2 separate regions of the Mus musculus genome follow, and region 1 is linked to region 2. The links are chromatin loops, found by intact Hi-C in ENCODE. Cell type or tissue: left cerebral cortex. All regions are shown on one strand. Each heading gives the region's core, and the rest is flanking DNA. Links, peaks and the distances in the headings are about the cores only. Region 1 holds the start of Psmd1 (proteasome (prosome, macropain) 26S subunit, non-ATPase, 1). Region 2 holds the start of Cab39 (calcium binding protein 39).

Evidence for each region. Peaks named below come from ENCODE experiments on the same cell type or tissue, not always from the same donor. Only the 100,000 strongest peaks of a DNase experiment are listed, where the experiment ranks them.
Region 1: a loop joins it to region 2, with 14 times the contacts of the local background. A loop is called at or near these places in 1 of 42 quality-filtered maps.

What each region holds. Positions count from the first base shown.
Region 1 is chr1:86,060,943-86,069,276 of GRCm38, forward strand. Psmd1 (proteasome (prosome, macropain) 26S subunit, non-ATPase, 1) reads left to right here and starts at 3,677. Exons shown (of 25, transcript NM_027357.2): 1 at 3,677-3,863. The coding sequence starts at 3,848. In left cerebral cortex, for the core only: CTCF peaks have their summits at 1,707 (motif pointing right) and 3,392; DNase peaks (open chromatin) are centred at 3,435, 3,673 and 4,295; H3K4me3 peaks cover 1,799 bases; H3K27ac peaks cover 1,085 bases.
Region 2 is chr1:85,789,409-85,797,716 of GRCm38, forward strand. It overlaps Cab39 (calcium binding protein 39), which reads left to right and starts at 4,033. Exons shown (of 9, transcript NM_133781.5): 1 at 4,033-4,413. In left cerebral cortex, for the core only: a CTCF peak has its summit at 3,950; DNase peaks (open chromatin) are centred at 3,987, 4,676, 4,828 and 5,072; H3K4me3 peaks cover 2,021 bases; H3K27ac peaks cover 1,330 bases.

The DNA of each region.
Region 1 (8,334 bases), core at 97-8,096, 270 kb after region 2:
GTATTAGGTAGGGACTTGGGCTACGACCTCTCACACATGTGACACAAGGGCTCTACCACTGAACTGGATCGAAGGCCTTTGAGCTGGTTGGTTGTTTTTCATAGAGCTTTTGTTAATCCAGAGGATGGGAGGAGAAAAACCACCGACCCAAATCATCATGACCAAATTAACTAAAGCAAGCAATTAATTAAAGCAAGCCTTTGTATTTGTGTCCACAGGCTTGCTCCCCCTAAGGCAGGGTTTGAGAGGTCAGCATTGGATGTGGGGAAGTCAAGGCTTTCTACAGCACAGGGGTAGGGGATTTGGTGGGCAAAATAGGAGGGGGGGTCACAGGAACAGAACATTATAATAAGTCAGTCCTGATGACCTCCTCAGACAAAGACAAAGGTGGGCAGAGCAAGGTAGTCATAGCAACAGTCATAACAAGGTAGTCATAGCAACAGCTAGTCATAACAAGGTACTCATAGGTGGTCCTATAACCTTTTGAAACACAGGAAGGGTTGCAAGATGGTTGAAACAAAGACATGATTGCCTGTCGAGGGCCATACAGGAGGAACGTGGCACAGAACCATTTGTAGTTAAGGTTACAAGTCGGGCAAAGCCTTGAGAAACAGGCTTAATCATAAACAGGAGGGAACCTAGTTTGTCTTTACTATAAGATGGCTTTGAAGCCTAAGATGGAGGCAGGCTGGTTCTTCACTTCACTCCTGTATGACTTTGTGGTATTTGCTTGTGACTTCCTAGGGGTCTTTATGTGAAGGTGTCTCTGTAGAAGTGTACCCCAGACACTCAATCTGCTTATCTTTTATGCACTCCTCTTTGGTAAGCGCCTTTCAACTTGAGTCATCGGCTCAACTCCTTTAAAGGAGTTTGCCTTTTGCAAGTATGATTTCAAAGTACTAAATTATTAAAAAGTACACACACTCAAGTATGTCACCAATCACTTTTAATTTGCTGGCAACTGCAAAACACTGCTTTGTTTCACTATGTTAGATTTTGAGAAGGCCACAGAAATAGGTTTCAGTCACTGCTATCCAAACAGCTTGGTGGTGAGAAGCTAATGGCTCAACAGAACTGTTGGCCAGGGCTAAGACTAGATGTTAAAGTGATTACGGACCATGACCCTGGATTCGATTCCTGGTAACTCCCCATCATACACAGATCACTGTTTACCACTAACCTTTGTCAAAATTTTCTCTGCATTGACTAGTGAAGTAAGTCTACTGATGAAGCTGCTACCTGAGAGTGACTAAAGAGACAACTCGGTGATTAAGAGCACCGGCTGCTCTCCAAAGGACTAAGGTTTGGTTCCCAGCACCCACATGTGGCTTACAACCATCAAGGGACCTGATGCTCACTTTTGGTTTCCAAGGGCAGTAGGCATGCATGTGGTACAGGGACATGGACAGACGGACACACAGACACACGGACACATGGACACACAGACACACACATACATCATCCATATACATAATTTTTTAGTTAAAGAAGAGAGTAAGTAAAAGTCACAACTGTCATTTCAAAATCCTGAAGATACATTAGGAACTTTTTGCTAGGAGGAGAACAGAATATACAGCATTGTTTCTTCCTTTGACATTTTTTTCCTATATATTATCACATACTTCTGTTTTTGCTTTGTTTTTTAATATTTCTGTGTTTTTAATTTATGTATTTGTTTAATGTATGAATGTTCTGTCTGCATGTACACCTGCATGCCAGAAGAGGGCATCAGATCCCTTTATAGATGGTTGTAAGCCACCATGTGCGATTGCTGGAAATTAAACTCAGGACTTCCGGAAGAGCAGCTGAGCCATCTCACCAGCCCGTTGTTTTGTTTTTTTGAGACAGGGTCTCTCTACATAGCACTGGCTGTCCTGGAATTCACTATAGACCAGACTGACCTTGAATTCACAGAGCTCCCTGGCCTCTGCCTTCTGAATGATCGACCACACCCGGCCAGACTTCTGCCTTTTGAAACGTAAAATGTACAGTATTAGCAGTTCCAGGTGTCAAGTTTTAAGTCTTATGGGGGTTCTGGATGTAGTTCAGTTAAAGTGTTGCTTATCTAGCATGCATGAGACCCTGGTTCAGTTGTCAGCGCTGCAAAAAACAGATATTGTGGTGCACACCTGTAATCCCCCGCATTCCCCAATCAGACCTTGATCAGAAGTTCCAGGACCTCCCAGCTACAAAGAAAGCTTGCAGACCACCTGGGCTATTGTATAGGATCCCCCACCCCATTCTCATTGTTTATTTATGATAGACTAGTTCATTCATTATCATAATAAAGTACTGTGAAGTTTTTGTATTTTAGAGACAGGCTTTCTATTTTTAAAGAGGTATTTATTACTTATTTGTGTGTGTCTATGTGCCCATGAGTATAGGTACCTGTGGAGGCCAAAAGAGAGCATCAAACCCCCTGGAGCTGGAGTTACAAGTAGTTGTGAGCTACTCGATGTGGGTGCTCAGAATTGTACTTGGGTTCTCTGGAAGCTTAACCACTAAAGGCAACTCTCCGAACTGCCACCAACCCAGCCTTTTTAAGACAGGGTCTCACAATTGACTCCTCCTTCACTAGAATTCACTATGGAGATGAGGCTGGCCTGGAACTCACAGAGATCTGCCTACCATTGCCTCCCAAGGGGTGTACCACCATGTTTGACACCTGGACAGTCTATTTTTGTGTATGTTCATATTTGGGGGGAGGGGGGCCTTCGCTGGATGAGGCTGTACGAAAGACACAGGCATGGAGGCAAGTTTGTGTCAAACATATACACATGTATATGTATATACACATATATACACATATACGCAAGTAGGCCGGAGGTTGACATTGGGTGTCTTCCTCAATTGCTCTCCCACTCTTCCTTCCCTACCCCCACACTCCTCAAGGTCTTACTTTGTAGCTCTGGCTGTCCTGGAACCCACTTGTAGGCCAGGCTGGCCTTAAATCCACAGAGATCTTCCTGCCTTTTCCTCTGCTTCTTGAGTGCTGTGATTAAGGTGTGAACCACAACACCCAGCCACTTTATTTTTTGGAAACAAGAGTCTCTTACTAGACCAGGAGCTCACCAACCGGCTACACAGGCCGGCCAGCAAGCCCCAGATATCCACCTGCCTTCACCTCCCCCAGCACTGGGTTTACACCGGCCACTGGGAATCCTAACTCAACTTCAGGTCTTCATGCTTTTATGGCAACCACTTAAGCGACCAAGTCGCCTTTCCAGCATTATCCCACCACCACCTTCCCCTACTTTGATAGCAGATCTTTTATAGCCCAGGCTGGCCTCGAATTCAAGATCCTTCTGCCTCAGTCGCTTTTCTAAGAAAATACTTCCCTGTAGTCTTGGGTTGGTGGGCATTATTGCAGTGAGACCTCCATAGCCTTAGGTGGCGCTGCGAGCAATGCTTATACCTCCCCTAACACTCATTCTCTTAGCAATGGCGGGTGATGAGTGGGCCTCTCTTTGCAAGGGTGTCTATTTTGAAGCCTGATTGCAACTAGAAATGAATGTCCGTTCGCAGCCGGCCAGATCTCTGACTTCACGGAGAGTTATAAAAAACAACGACATGTTTTTTTACCTTGTTGCATGATCTCGAGAGGCGGAAGCTGCATAAAAGACACAGCGTGGCGGTGAATTTGAGCCAAGCCTCAGGCGGAGATGCGGGCAGCCCTAGGGCGGGCGGGGTCCTCGGCTAGAAGCGAGCCGGCGGCCTGTGGAGGGGACTGACTGAGCAGCGCACCCGGGACCCTGGAGGTGCGGTAGAGCAAGCGGGCCCTGAGCTGACAGATCCAGGGCTTGGCCAGGACTGTGGACGAGTGGATCGGCGAGTGCAGGGCGCAGCCATGATCACTTCAGCCGGTGAGTGCTGCCGGGAGCAGGCGCCCCAGTGAGGAGCCGCCGCCGCGCCGGCGTTTAGCTGAGTCAGGGCGGGTGACTGGGCACCTCCGGGTCGAGCGCCGGCCTGCGAGGCCCCTCTGCCCGAGGCCCACCTCGGGGATCGAGGGCTGGGAAACTGGCCAGGTCACTGCAGGCCCCTGGGGTTCGTAGGAATAGGACCAGGTAGCCACCCGGCCGTCCCTCTCCAGCCACACCCCCGTTCCAGGACCAGACCGGGCTCCTAGGCGGTCGCTGGACCTTTATTCTCTGTCCGCTTCTTGGTCGAGTGACCCCCCAATCCTTCCCCGCAGGTGTTTCGGTTTGGGATGGGCCCCGGTGTCATCGTAAGCATCTTATAGCAGGTCCTGGCCTGGCAGCCTAACTGCTACACTAAGTGCTTCTGGCTTGTGCATGAGATATCTTCTCCTGGAAGTCCGAAATTAGGTTTGAGGTGGCTGGGTTTTTGGTGCTACCGTATTCACCTAAGAACCTCGTTCAGTGAAGGCAGCATTGACTGGAGAGCCACCTTACTGTGTGTGTTTAGATCCTCAGGACTGCAAAGCAGGTTTCGCACACTTGTATGGTAGATACTTGTAATGGCTTTTGAAATGGGAAGGTGTGGAGGGAGATGAACTTCTACATGGAGATTTTTCAAGCCCACTACAGACTTGAACTGCGTATAGCTGTTCCCAGTCTCGATGCTTTCTCAGCCCTGGCTGCTTGCGTACCCTTGCTTGGTTGTTATTCCTATTCTGTACTTGTTCTACAAGTATTTGATTTTGAACAAACGGGTTCTCAGTAGACAGTATGCTGTACGGTGGGGAGGGTCTCACTGTGTAGCTCTAGCTGTCCTCGAACTCACTGTGTAGACCAAGCTGACCTCAAACTCACAGAGATCTCCTGCCCCTGCTTCCTAAATACTAGGATTAAAAATGTGTAGTGTACTACTACACTCTGTGCTGGTTATTTTTAAACACGTGAAGAAGTGTTTGGACTTGAAGTTAGACTTTTGTCCTGATAGAGACAGATGATTGCAATGAATTTTAGTTCCCATCAAAAGAAGCATTTTCTTTTCTTTTTTCCAATTAGCTCTGGAGGAAAATACTAGATTTTTTGCCACTTGTAAGAATAGGCTTAGGCCCCGCCATTACCACTGGTCTTCAAAGTGGTGGCTTCACTGATCATAGTTGTGTGGGTGCTTAATAGAATACTGTTAGGGTGGACGCAGAGATAGCCACCTCATTTGGAATGTGGTCCAGGCCACCTTTGTCTCTTGCCTAGGCTATGAGCCTCAAGACTTTTCTTTTTTTTTCCCCAATACTTTGTCTAAGCTCATTCCTCTAGTTCCAAATTTGCTTTGGGAACTTTGTGTAGCATTTCTCATTCCCATTACATCGTAAACATGCTATACTTTTTGTTCGGCCTCTCTCCTACTTAAGAGTTCTTGTACATTCTGTTCCTACTCTAGCCTTTTCTCTCACGAGGTGTTGTAAATCTCCAGTGTTCATCTCGACTTTATCCCTCTATTAGAAACACTAACTGGCATCACAGTTCTGTAATGACCATGTTAACTTGTCTTAATCTGTTACACTGAACTCCAGAGTAGAATTTTGGTCAGGAGACCTGCTTCCATAATTCTAAGGACACTGCCGAGTGTGTGGCAGATGTTAAACAGTGTGCCTTGAATGAAGACATCAGTCCCCTGAGTTTTTAGAGCTGACTGAAAGAGGACTTGGTAGGAATAGACAGAAAAATCAACCCTCCTTGCTGTGTCAGGACTGCAAGCTTTGTGGTCCTGCCCTGAAACACTGAGACGATAACATAGTATACATTTATAGGTATCCTTTATGTTTATAGAGCACATTAGCTTCTGTTCCTTTTTGACACTTTGTTTCCAGTCAGCTCTAGTTAGCTAGTTTAGGACCTGGGCTTAGGATCTCTCCCCAGCACTACAAAGGCCAGAGTCATGGGTCTAGTCTTCATTCATTCACTCACTGGGCACATGTGTTTGCTAAAAGCAATGGTGACTAAGAGGTCAGTGTATACCATTTTGTTTTGTTTTGGTTTTTCAAGAGATTTGACTATGAAAGGGAATGGGAACAAAGACATTATTAGTACTTATTCACTAGAAGGAAGCATGAATTTGAGTGGATTGGATTTAGCAAATAGAGGAAGTAACACAGACAAGCTTTAAAACAATAGTTTTCTACCATCTATCCTCTTCTGACCTCCTGGATTGACCATTTTCAACTTTTAAGTAATATTTCCAGGACATACCTCTATATTGATAAATAATATGAAAATATTGCTATTAATTGAGTCAACAATTAAAGACAGTATCTACTAAGTTTCTATAATGACATAAGCTCTTATTTTTATTTATATTTATTTATTTTATGTGTGTGAGTGTTTTTTACCTTTGTGTATATATGTGTACTACCTGTGTGGCTTGGTACCTGTGGAGGTCAAAAGAGGGCATCGGATCCTCCAGAACTGGAGTTATAGGCGGTTGTGAGCTGTCATAGGGTGCTGGGATCTGAGCACTGGTCCTCTGTAAGAGCAACCAGTGCTCTTAACCACTGAGCATCTCTCCAGCTTCACTTCATGCAAGTTTTTAAAAAGCGCTTAGGTTAGGAGTGACAGAGATGGCTCAGTAGTGAAGAGGACTTGTTGCTTTTGCAGAGGACCTGGGTTTGATTCCCAGCACCCACGTGGTGGCTCACAGTTATCTCTAGTTAACTCTAGTTCTTGGGGATCAGATGCCCACTTCTGGCTTCTGTGTGAGCACTGAGCACACACAGTACACATACATACATGATGACAGAACATTCGCATGTAGAATAAAATAACGTTTAAAAAAACCGCACTTAGGTCTTCACCTATCCAAAGTTGAATTCTGTTTTGTCTTTATATAGAAAAATTAGTGTAGGCGTACATAGCATATTTGATTTAGCCATGCTCATCATTGAAGGCTGTGCCAGGAAACCATGTAAGAAACCAGTCACAGTTGAAGCTACACAGGAAAGTCCAAAGATCCATCTCCTCTGGTTTAAAAAAAAAAAAAGTCATTCCAGTGCAACATTGCCTGTGCTAGGTAACAAGTGTCTTTAGGATTAAGTTCTGTGTTACTTAAGATCATTCCACATGTCAGCTGTTCTGGTCTGCCATCTGGACCACATCCCCCCACCTATACACACTAGTTATTAAGTATTTCAATAGTCAATTGATTTAATTTAACATTTATCTTTCCTTCTCTTTTTCTGAATGTGTCATAACAACCCACCATACCAAGGTTTCCACTTTTTTTTTTTTTTTTTTTAAACTTGGTTTTTTGAGACAGGGTTTCTCTGTGTGGCCCCGGCTGTCCTAGAACTCTCTATAGACTGGGCTGACCTTGAACTCAGAAATCTGCCTGCCTCTGCCTCCCAAGTGCTGGGATTAAAGGCGTGCACCACCACTTCCCAGTGGTTTCCACTTTTAGAACAGTAAGTTGCCTTCATTTTACTGCTAAACCTTGTACTTTTTCCTTTGTGGCTTCCCCCAAACTGCTAGAGCTGTTTGCAAAATTTATTTAGCAGGTGGAAGCAAGTGGTTACACCTTTGAAATAAAATGACAGGGACACATTTTAATTAACCAGTTTCAGTGTTCCAGATGATTTTATAACCAATACGGAAAACATATTTGAGAAAATTTGGTTTTATTTATGGTACAAGGACAGATTTCCCATTTATCATTTTCCTAGTAATCTCAGTGTTGTTCTGGAGAAGACAGCTTTCTTTTAGTCTTGTTACTGCTGGCCCTCTGAGGATGAGGTGAGGTGGCGGGCGCTGTGCTTGCTAAGATTGCTTATCACTTGGTAACCTCTGTCCTTTGTAGGCCAGCACCATGGTTGAGTGGGTAAGGGCTTTTGCCTCCAAGCTTGGTACCTGAATTCAGTTTCTGGAACCCAGCTAGCAGGAGAGAACTGATTCACACAAGTTATAAAAGTTGTACGCACTGTGATGTGTGCTCACACACAATAAACAGATAAATATAAAAATAAATATTTACAGTCTGTTATTTTTGATAGGCAGAGGGTACTTTAATTTGGGCACACTGAAATAATTGAAATGTTACTGTTTTTCTAAGTTATATTACTTTAATTTTTGAGTCAAGGTCAGGCTCAAACTTGAGATTCTCTTGCCTTCACCTCCACAATGCTAAGATTACAGTATGGACCACCATAGTCAGCAATTATTGGTTAATTTTGTGTAAATAAATTTTATTCTAACGTTGTATAAAATTTTTCCCAGCTTGGTCTTACATAGGTAAGAGTAGTTATTGGACTGTAGTAAGCACAAGAACTACAGGGAAACTTTATCCCTGGGTCTTAACCCCATATTGTTTAATAAAGAAGTTCTGGGACAAAACCAAGAATTTGCACTTGTACTAAGTTCCCAAGTAATTGTAATG
Region 2 (8,308 bases), core at 309-8,308:
TGACTCCGGACTGCTTCTTCATTCCTTTTTTTTGTTTGTTTGTTTTTTGGTTTTCTCTGTGTAGCTCTGGCTGTCCTGGAACTCAATCTGTAGACCAGGCTGGCCTTGAACTCAGAAATCTGCCTGCCCCTGCTTCCCAAGTGCTGGGATTAAAGGCGCGAGCGCCACCACCCCCTGGCTACTGCTTCTTCACTCCCTATGTTCTCCAGGAAGCTGTTGCAGTTCCCAGCAGGTTCTCCTCAGGCCTCCTGCCTCTTACCCTTCTTTAGATTGCTGATTAGTCTTGCTTTCCTGGATTTCCTCCCGGCTTCTGATTGCTCCCAGATAATGCCCATCTAAGTAAATAGCTCTACCATCCAAACAGTTTCCCAGATCAAAGCCAGTTCTCTTCCCGGAGTCTTCCTTCTCTCTTATCTCCATTACATAGTTCCCTCTACAAATATCAATCAGATTCACGTTGACTCTGGAGGAGGTGCACTGTGGCCGACCCTAGCTCAGACCCTATTACCTCTTGCCTGACTTGAGAGTAGCCTCTTGCTGGTCTCACTGTCTGTATCCTGGCCCTCCTGTGGTTCCATGTATGTCTGATTAGAGAGGTGTTCTGCATTCCGAAGTACACATCTGAATGCGGTGTTGGACGACAGCTCTGTGGCACGGTGCTTGTCCAGCAGGGACAATGCTTTGGGTTTGGATTTCACCCTGAGCTCTGCACTGGGGGTGAGGGTGGGGGTGGAGTGACAAACAACAAAAACCAAACACTTGTGCACGCAGCATTCAATGACAAAGTTTCAATGTGTACCTACCCACCCTCCCAGAGCATCCATGCTGAAGTCCAGGCTCCTTAGCACTGGAGGACATAGGTTTTCAATGATTACAGCTTTGCTTATCTTTCCAATTTTATCTATTCCCTTCCTCCCTACCCCCAAGTCGCTTCACATACAGAAGTCCTTGCACATAGGCCGGTCCTCTAACTCACCATGCTTTTTGTGCTTCTTTCATGTTTCTCCTTAAACATGAACCCCATTATTCAACGTCCTAGGTCTCTTACAGGCTTCCTGCCTCCCTCTCCTGTAATTGCCCATTCGTGCCTGTGTCTTTCCTGGACGCTGAGGGGAGCTACCTATCAGCCAGTGCTTCGCTGCCATAATTCGAGGTCCTAGTTTACTCTCAAGAAGCACCTGCCAAATAAACAAATTTCTAATGAGATTTGGAGCAGGTTTGGTGAGTCTGAGGGTGTGGACTGGTGGGTGGATGGGAAGGGAGGCAAACAGGAGTGCTGGAGAGTTCAAACTTCAAGAGCAGAGCCATGGTGGAAACTGCAGTGTCCAGGGTGGGGCTAGCCTAGTGGCTGCTGACGTACAGTGGATGTGAAGGTCATTGGGATAGCACAGTAAAGGGACCGTATCCAATAGGGTGAGCTGCAATGATACAGCCAGGTGAATGAAGGCACTGGGTGGGGTGGGAGGGAAGCCATGAGTCAGGCTCCAAAGTCCTTTCCTAGAGGGTCTAATTAAGGGAGGGAAGTGCCTCCATCCGGTGGCCCAGCATCAGCAAGGAAGAGGAAGAGACGGCATGATGGGAGATTTACACAGGACCAGCACAGGCTCTAGGGAGACAATAACAGCAACAGCCCAGGCAAGCACAGAACCCAGTGTTCTGTGGCCACCACACAGGAAAACAAAGGCCCCCTGAGAATGTTTCAAAATGAAGATGCAGAACTTTCCAGAAAGTGGCATGGCCCGAGAAATAGTTTAGTAGAAACAGCTTTCCAGAGCCCTCCCGTCCCCAATAGAAGAATATGGAAAATAGCCCGATTCTGTAAGAGGCCATCAAAAGCTGTCTGGCATCTTCTCTCTGTAACTGTGGGTAGAAGGTAGGTGCAGCCTTTGGCCCTTTGCAAGGGAAATTTCACCAGTCTGGCTAGTTTCCCTAGAAGTGTTCAACATGTCCAAGATGAACTATGCTTGGTTGAATGGATTTTAAGTGTTAATATGCTAATGGTTTTGTTTGCTTGTTTCTTGACACCACATATCTGTCTGGTCACTGCATATCACCGAGAATGACCTTGAATTCTTCATTTTCCCCCCACCACTCCCAAGGGCTAGGGTTATAGGTGTGCACTACTACTATACCTGACTGACACATGCTTGAGCACACAGACACATACATATACGAACAAGATCACACAAATTAAAGGGGGTGGTGTGTTGAGACAAGATCTTGCCATGTGGCGCTAGAAACCTGGAACTCACTACTTAGATCAGGTTGGCTTCAAATTTACAGTCTTTGCTTTGCTAGAACTAGGATTATAGTGTAACAGGTTTCCAGACCTTAGCACAACAGATGCCATGATGAAAGTACCATTCAGGTCCTGAGACCCAGGATAGAGGCAGCAATACCTGCCAAAAACAAGAGAGAACAAAGACCTAATCCATCAAAGTCCATAGTTCCGGGAAAGTCCATAAAGGAACTAATCTTGCTTTTTGGCTTTTGTAGTTCTGCAACTAGACTGGATGACTGTTCTTGCTAACCGAGGTGTGACAAGCCAGGATATGGTTTTGTGTGTGTGTGTGTACTTAAAAAGGGGGGCGGGGAGAGCCATTGAGTTGTAAAATAAATAAATAAATAAACAAACAAACTCACCTGAGAAAGGCTCAGGACTATACTTGAACCCCAAACACCCAGAGTAGTCACTGGCTGGTAATAGAGACTTTCTATCGGCTTGAGCCCATGTCTGAGTGATCTTCTCTATTGTTATGGATACTTCATACGTGTTATCTTCTCTATCTCCCTCATCTTTGTCTCAGCTTTCTTTGTGTGCATACAAACTACCCACGACTGAATCCAGAATCTACCATAATTATAGTATAGCCTGAGCTATACCCCCGAGCCCTACTATAGGGTGTCAGCAACCCCCGTCTACTGTATTTGTGGAATTCCTCCGGCCCTTCACTCTGATCTTCATATCGCAGTAACAGTGATTACGACTTTTTTTTTTTGAGACAGGGTTTCTCTGTGTAGCCTTGGCTGTCCTGGAACTCACTGTGTAGACCAGGCTGGCCTCAAACTCAGAAATTCGCCTGCCTCTGATCACGACCTTTTTAAAACGCCAAAGCCTGGCCCTTTCCTGCTCCAAATCCTATGGATAGCTTGCTTCTCTCAAGTATTGAAGTTCTCACAGGAGGCTCACATCGCCTTGCTTCCTTCAGGAAACCACTTCCTTAGCACACTGTAGCTGTCCAAAATCCTGTCCCATTGTTAAGCATATAGCAAAGGAGCACACATGTAGCATTTTTGAGTTCCAGACTCTGTCATTAGATCTCTGTAATGCATTATTTTATTCCTCTGGGTGTGTGTTCATGGCACTTGTTTCTCTCTCTCTCTCTCTCTCTCTCTCTCTCTCTCTCTCTCTCTCTCTCTCTCTCTCTCTCTCTCTCTCTCTCTCTCTCTCTCTCTCTCTCTCTCTCTCTTTCTTTCTTTCTTTCTTCATGGAACTTGCTTCCCTATCTATCTATAGGCAGAGTTTTTCACACAGCCCGGGCTGACCTAAACCTGTGAAGTCTAGGATGACCTTGAACTCCTAATTCTCTTGAGTTCACCTCCCAGTGTTGGGATTACAGGCATGCACCACTAAAATCCACTTTGGAAAAAGTAGGATATGTACCCTTGTTGGATCTTGTTTCTTTGGAATATTTCATCACTTTTTTTCCCCTGTCAGGAGATGCCAAAGTGAAGTTACAGGTTCTGCCCAAGCATGAAAGAACCCATTTGAACAGTTTTGAGCCCTCCGCAGATGTAAAGTTTTAAGACTTGAGGAAGTGGACTGTGTTCCTCCAGGAACTAGCAAGTAAGGGGCGCATAGACGACGACTCCAGCTCCCCTTCTGCTTTTTCTCAGTGCCCCCAGCTCTTCAACTTGCCGGCGACTCAGGCGTCCCGAGTCCGCCCGGCCGTCCGGGGGCGCCCGAGTACGCAGAGGGCGTTGCGGCGCCGCCCGACGTCCCGCCTTCGGCGGCTGCGCAGTGCGCACGTCAAAGCCGGGCTCAGGCCGGAGCTGGGCGCGGGGCGCCAGGAGCCGCGCGGCCTGAGAGAGTCTGGGGCTTCAGTAGCCGCGCGAAGGCTGAGACAACCTCAGAGGCGAAGGCAGTGCGGGACCTCACGGCCACAGCCGCAGCCCTACCGAGCGCAGCACCGCGGCGGCCACAGCAGGAACCCCTGGGCCACCGTCCGCCCGCGCAGCCGCCGCCGCCGCCGCGGGAGCCCGTCGCCCGGAGCAGCTGCGGGCGGAGGACAACGGAGGGCCGGAGCGTCCGAGCCGCGCCGCGGGGACCGAGCGAGCAGCCCGAGGCGGCGGCGGCCGAGGACGGGGACGGAGACGAAGCAGAGAGGGAGCTCCCTGGCCCGGCCCAGCCCGGTGAGTGATCCCCCGGCCCGGCCCTGCTCGCGACGCGGACGCCCGCCGGCTTCCGCCCGACCCGCCTCCATTTTCCCGGGTGGCGGCGGCGGGAGCGGCCCGGAGCAGCCGGAGCTCCGGGCGCCGCCCTTGTCCTCGCCCGTACTAGGCTCCGGGGGCCTGCCGGCCGGGGCTACAACTAACCGGGGTAGAGCTGGCCCGGCCAGCTGTCACTCCCGCCGCTCCGGGGACTCCGAGCACCTAGCCCTGGGCTCCGCGTAGCCTCACTGTTAGCGGGACGCTGACACTATCTTTGTAGGGGACCTTTCAGGAAAATGCCTAACTGATTTCTGGCTAGGAATTGTGCGTTCGGCGCGTTCCCGGGTTCGGTTGGAGCAATCCAAAACGCCGACTGCGTGCCGGTGCCGGAGCGACTCCGAGGTGAACCCGGCCGGGAGGTGCCCTCCCCTGGGGAGCTTTAACGCGGTGATGTGAGAGATAAGACGAGTACACAAATAGCTAAGATACCAGGCAGGAGGGGGATAGATAAGTTCCGTTTAGGAACTACCAATTGCTAGAAAGGTGCTCCGGGGTGACTGGACCTGTCGATCGTTTCCGCCTTCCCACGAACCTGGGAGGCTTCCTGGGCGAGGCGGTGCTAAACCGGGTCTAGAAGACTCGATTGGATTCGGGAGAAGGGGGTTGCAGTGGAGAAGGGCGTGGAGGGGCAACAAAGCTGGAGGACAAAGGTACAAAGAGCATGCGAATGTTGCCAATTCCATCACCGGGTGCCGTGATAGGTGGGGTAGACTAAAGAGGCATTTGGAGTCAGATCTTTGAATGCTGTAGAGGAGCTGTTTGAACGACCTTCCACGGAAAACTTAGAACTCATTTTTCAGTGACTCATGAGGCCGGAAATGTATGCTAGGGCATATTAAAGGCGCTCTTGAGAAAGACAGGCGAGCAGAGAAGGCCACAGTCAGGACTTAGCATTGTTTCCTAAATATAATGCAGTTTGAGGTCGATTTTGACAGCTTCCGGGATATTTAAGTAAATCTATGTCCAAGCCAAGGAAAATACCTTTTGTAGAAAGTGTCACTAGATGCGTGCTTATCTGAAGTAATTAAAAGAGGTGCCTAAATTAACCTTCTCTACACACAAGGCATTTGCGTTGGTGAGTTCTCTAAAATTGCATCAGAACTTCTGGATCCCTGTGTTGGAATTGAACATTAAACTGTAGATTTATAAAAAAAAAAATAGTAATAAGAACTGAACTGTTAACAGTCTAGACAGACAGTTGGACACACACCATTTTTCTGGAAAAGTAAAAAATTTCTTGTTAATTTTTAGTTATGAAAATATTGGAGAGCCAGAAGTGAAAGTTTTTAAGCTCTATTTTACAGGTTTAAAAAAATTAGCAAGTAATTAGTAACTACTAAATGCTTACAATATATGATTTGTAAGAATTGCCTTAGAACTTACTATTGGTTTTGTAAGTGCTTATATGTACAAGGAAATCATACTTTTTTTCAGTCTTACATTTTTCTTTATCAAAGTAAGATCTAGCTGCTGCTGCTGCTGCTGCTGGTGGTGGTGGTGGTGAACGCTTTTAGCCTCTGCACTTTGGAGACGGAGGAGGGCCAGGCCAGGCCAGGCCAGCCGGCTAGATCACAGTAAGAGACTTTGTCTTTTTATTCTAATTTTTGTTTCTTAAAGTAAGACATACTCTTTGAAACATGGAAGCAGTAGTCCATCTCTCCTTTCTCCCCCACCCCATCCCCATCTTTTGAAACAGTGTAGCTCAGGTCTTCCAACCTGTCATCCTCCTGCATTGGGTTTCTAAGTGCTAGAATTACAAAATAGACTGGGAATTTTTTTTCTTTAAGTTTTCTTAATCTTATCACTTAGATTTTGTTTCTGTAAACATTTTTGCATATTTCCTTTCTGATCTTTTTCTGTGTATATTTTCCTAAAAATATATTAAGTACATTTATTTATATATTTGTTTATTTATTGGCATTTTGAAACAACCTCTTACTCTGGCCCAAGTTGTCCTGGAATTTGCTGTGGAGGCCAAGCTAGCTTTAAAATTCCAGATAGTTCTCCCGACTCAGCCTCCTAAGGGCTGGGCATGAACCAATAGAACCAGTCTGAAAGTTTTCTTAAATGTTTTATTAGGCTTTTACCTGTCAAGGTTGCATTGTTCCCTTAAGGCTTCTTGTTAGAAGTCTGTTTATTAGCTTCTCATCAAGGTTTGGTCCTGACTGCTGCTTATTGAATGTATTTTGGTTGGTAGAATACATTTATGTGATCGCCAGGAGTGGAGACGGGCACACAGACCTCTGCTATGTGAGCAGGAGTACTTTTAGTAGGCCACTGAGGGGCTGGAGAGGTTAAGAGTGTGACCTGCTCTTGCAGAGGACCTGAGTTCTGCTGTTGTTGGGTTCCCAGCATCCAGTTTGGTTCACAACTTCCTGTACAGCCCCGGCTCTATACACTCCTGTCCTCCACTGACACCTGAACTCATGTTCCCATACCCACATGTGTACACAATTTAAAAAGAAAATTAAAGAAGGACATGATAAAAAGAATATATTCATGGCCAATATAATCTGTTGTGGCCCCACCTACCCTTTGTTCTACTACTAAAAAATAGTCTATACTAGGGCTGACTACAGAGCTAATTACTTTTTGATCATGATATCAGAAGTCAGGCTAAATTTTTTTGTTGGTTGATTGGTTTGTTTGTTTGTTGTTTGTTTGTTTGTTTGTTTGTTTGAGATAGGGTTTCTCTGTGTAGTTCTGGCTATTCTGGAACTCATTTTGTAGACCAGGCTGGCCTCAAACTCAGAAATACTTGCCTCTGCTGGGCTTAAAGGCCAATACCACCCAACTTTGTTCCTGTAATTTTCTTTTTTTCCAAAACAGGGTTTCTCTGTAGCCCTGGCTGTCCTGGAACTCACTCTGTAGACTAGGCTGGACTTGAACTCAGAAATCCGCCTGCCTCTGCCTCCCAAGTGCTGGAATCAAAGGCGTGCGCCACCACTGCCCGGCTCTGTATTTTTGAGAAAAGGTCTGATTCAGTACCCTAGACTAGCCTGAACTTAACTTTGTAGCCTAGGCTGGCCTAGAATTTATGATAATCTTTCTGCCTTAGCCAGATTCTGGAATTACAGTTGTGTGCACCACATCCTGAAGACTTGAGTTTTCATACGATTACTATGAAATAGCTTAAAAAGTCCCATTGGGTTTGGCTTTACAGTTTGTCTTATGTGAATCTCTGTTGTATATTGCAAAAATATATACCCTCAAAGCCTTTCTTTTGGTCCATTATTTTTAAGTATAGATTTTTGTAGCAATTACTGTTTGTTAGTAAGAGTGTAATTTTCCTGAGAAAGTTGATCACTGACTGTTGATACTTGTTCTGCTGGCCTTATAAATATTTACATATAGACACAGGCACACAAATTCCCCCTCCCCACAAGCATAAAAGATAAACTTCAGTAGTAGATTAGAGTTTCAGGGAGTGTCTTCTGGTTACCTTTGGTGGTGTGCCTGGGTTCTCTTTTGTTGTTGGGTTTTGGGTTTGGTTTTTTGTTTGGTTGGGCGTTTTGGTTTTGGTTTTTTGAGACAGGGGTTCTCTGTAACCCTGGCTGTCCTGTAACTAACTCAAGCTGTAGACCAGGCTGTAGACTAAGGTTGGCCTTGAACTCATTCATTACCATCAGCATCCTGTGTGCACACATACATAGGTGTTGGTGTGTATGGTCCTTTGCTGTGCCATGTTTATCTTACAGAACTTACATGTATTACATAGTGTCATTTTAACTTTACCCAGGAAGAGGAAGATAGACTTGTGATCTATAGCAGCTGTGAATTTAAACTGACAGACAAGGGAGAATAGCATGCTGAGAAT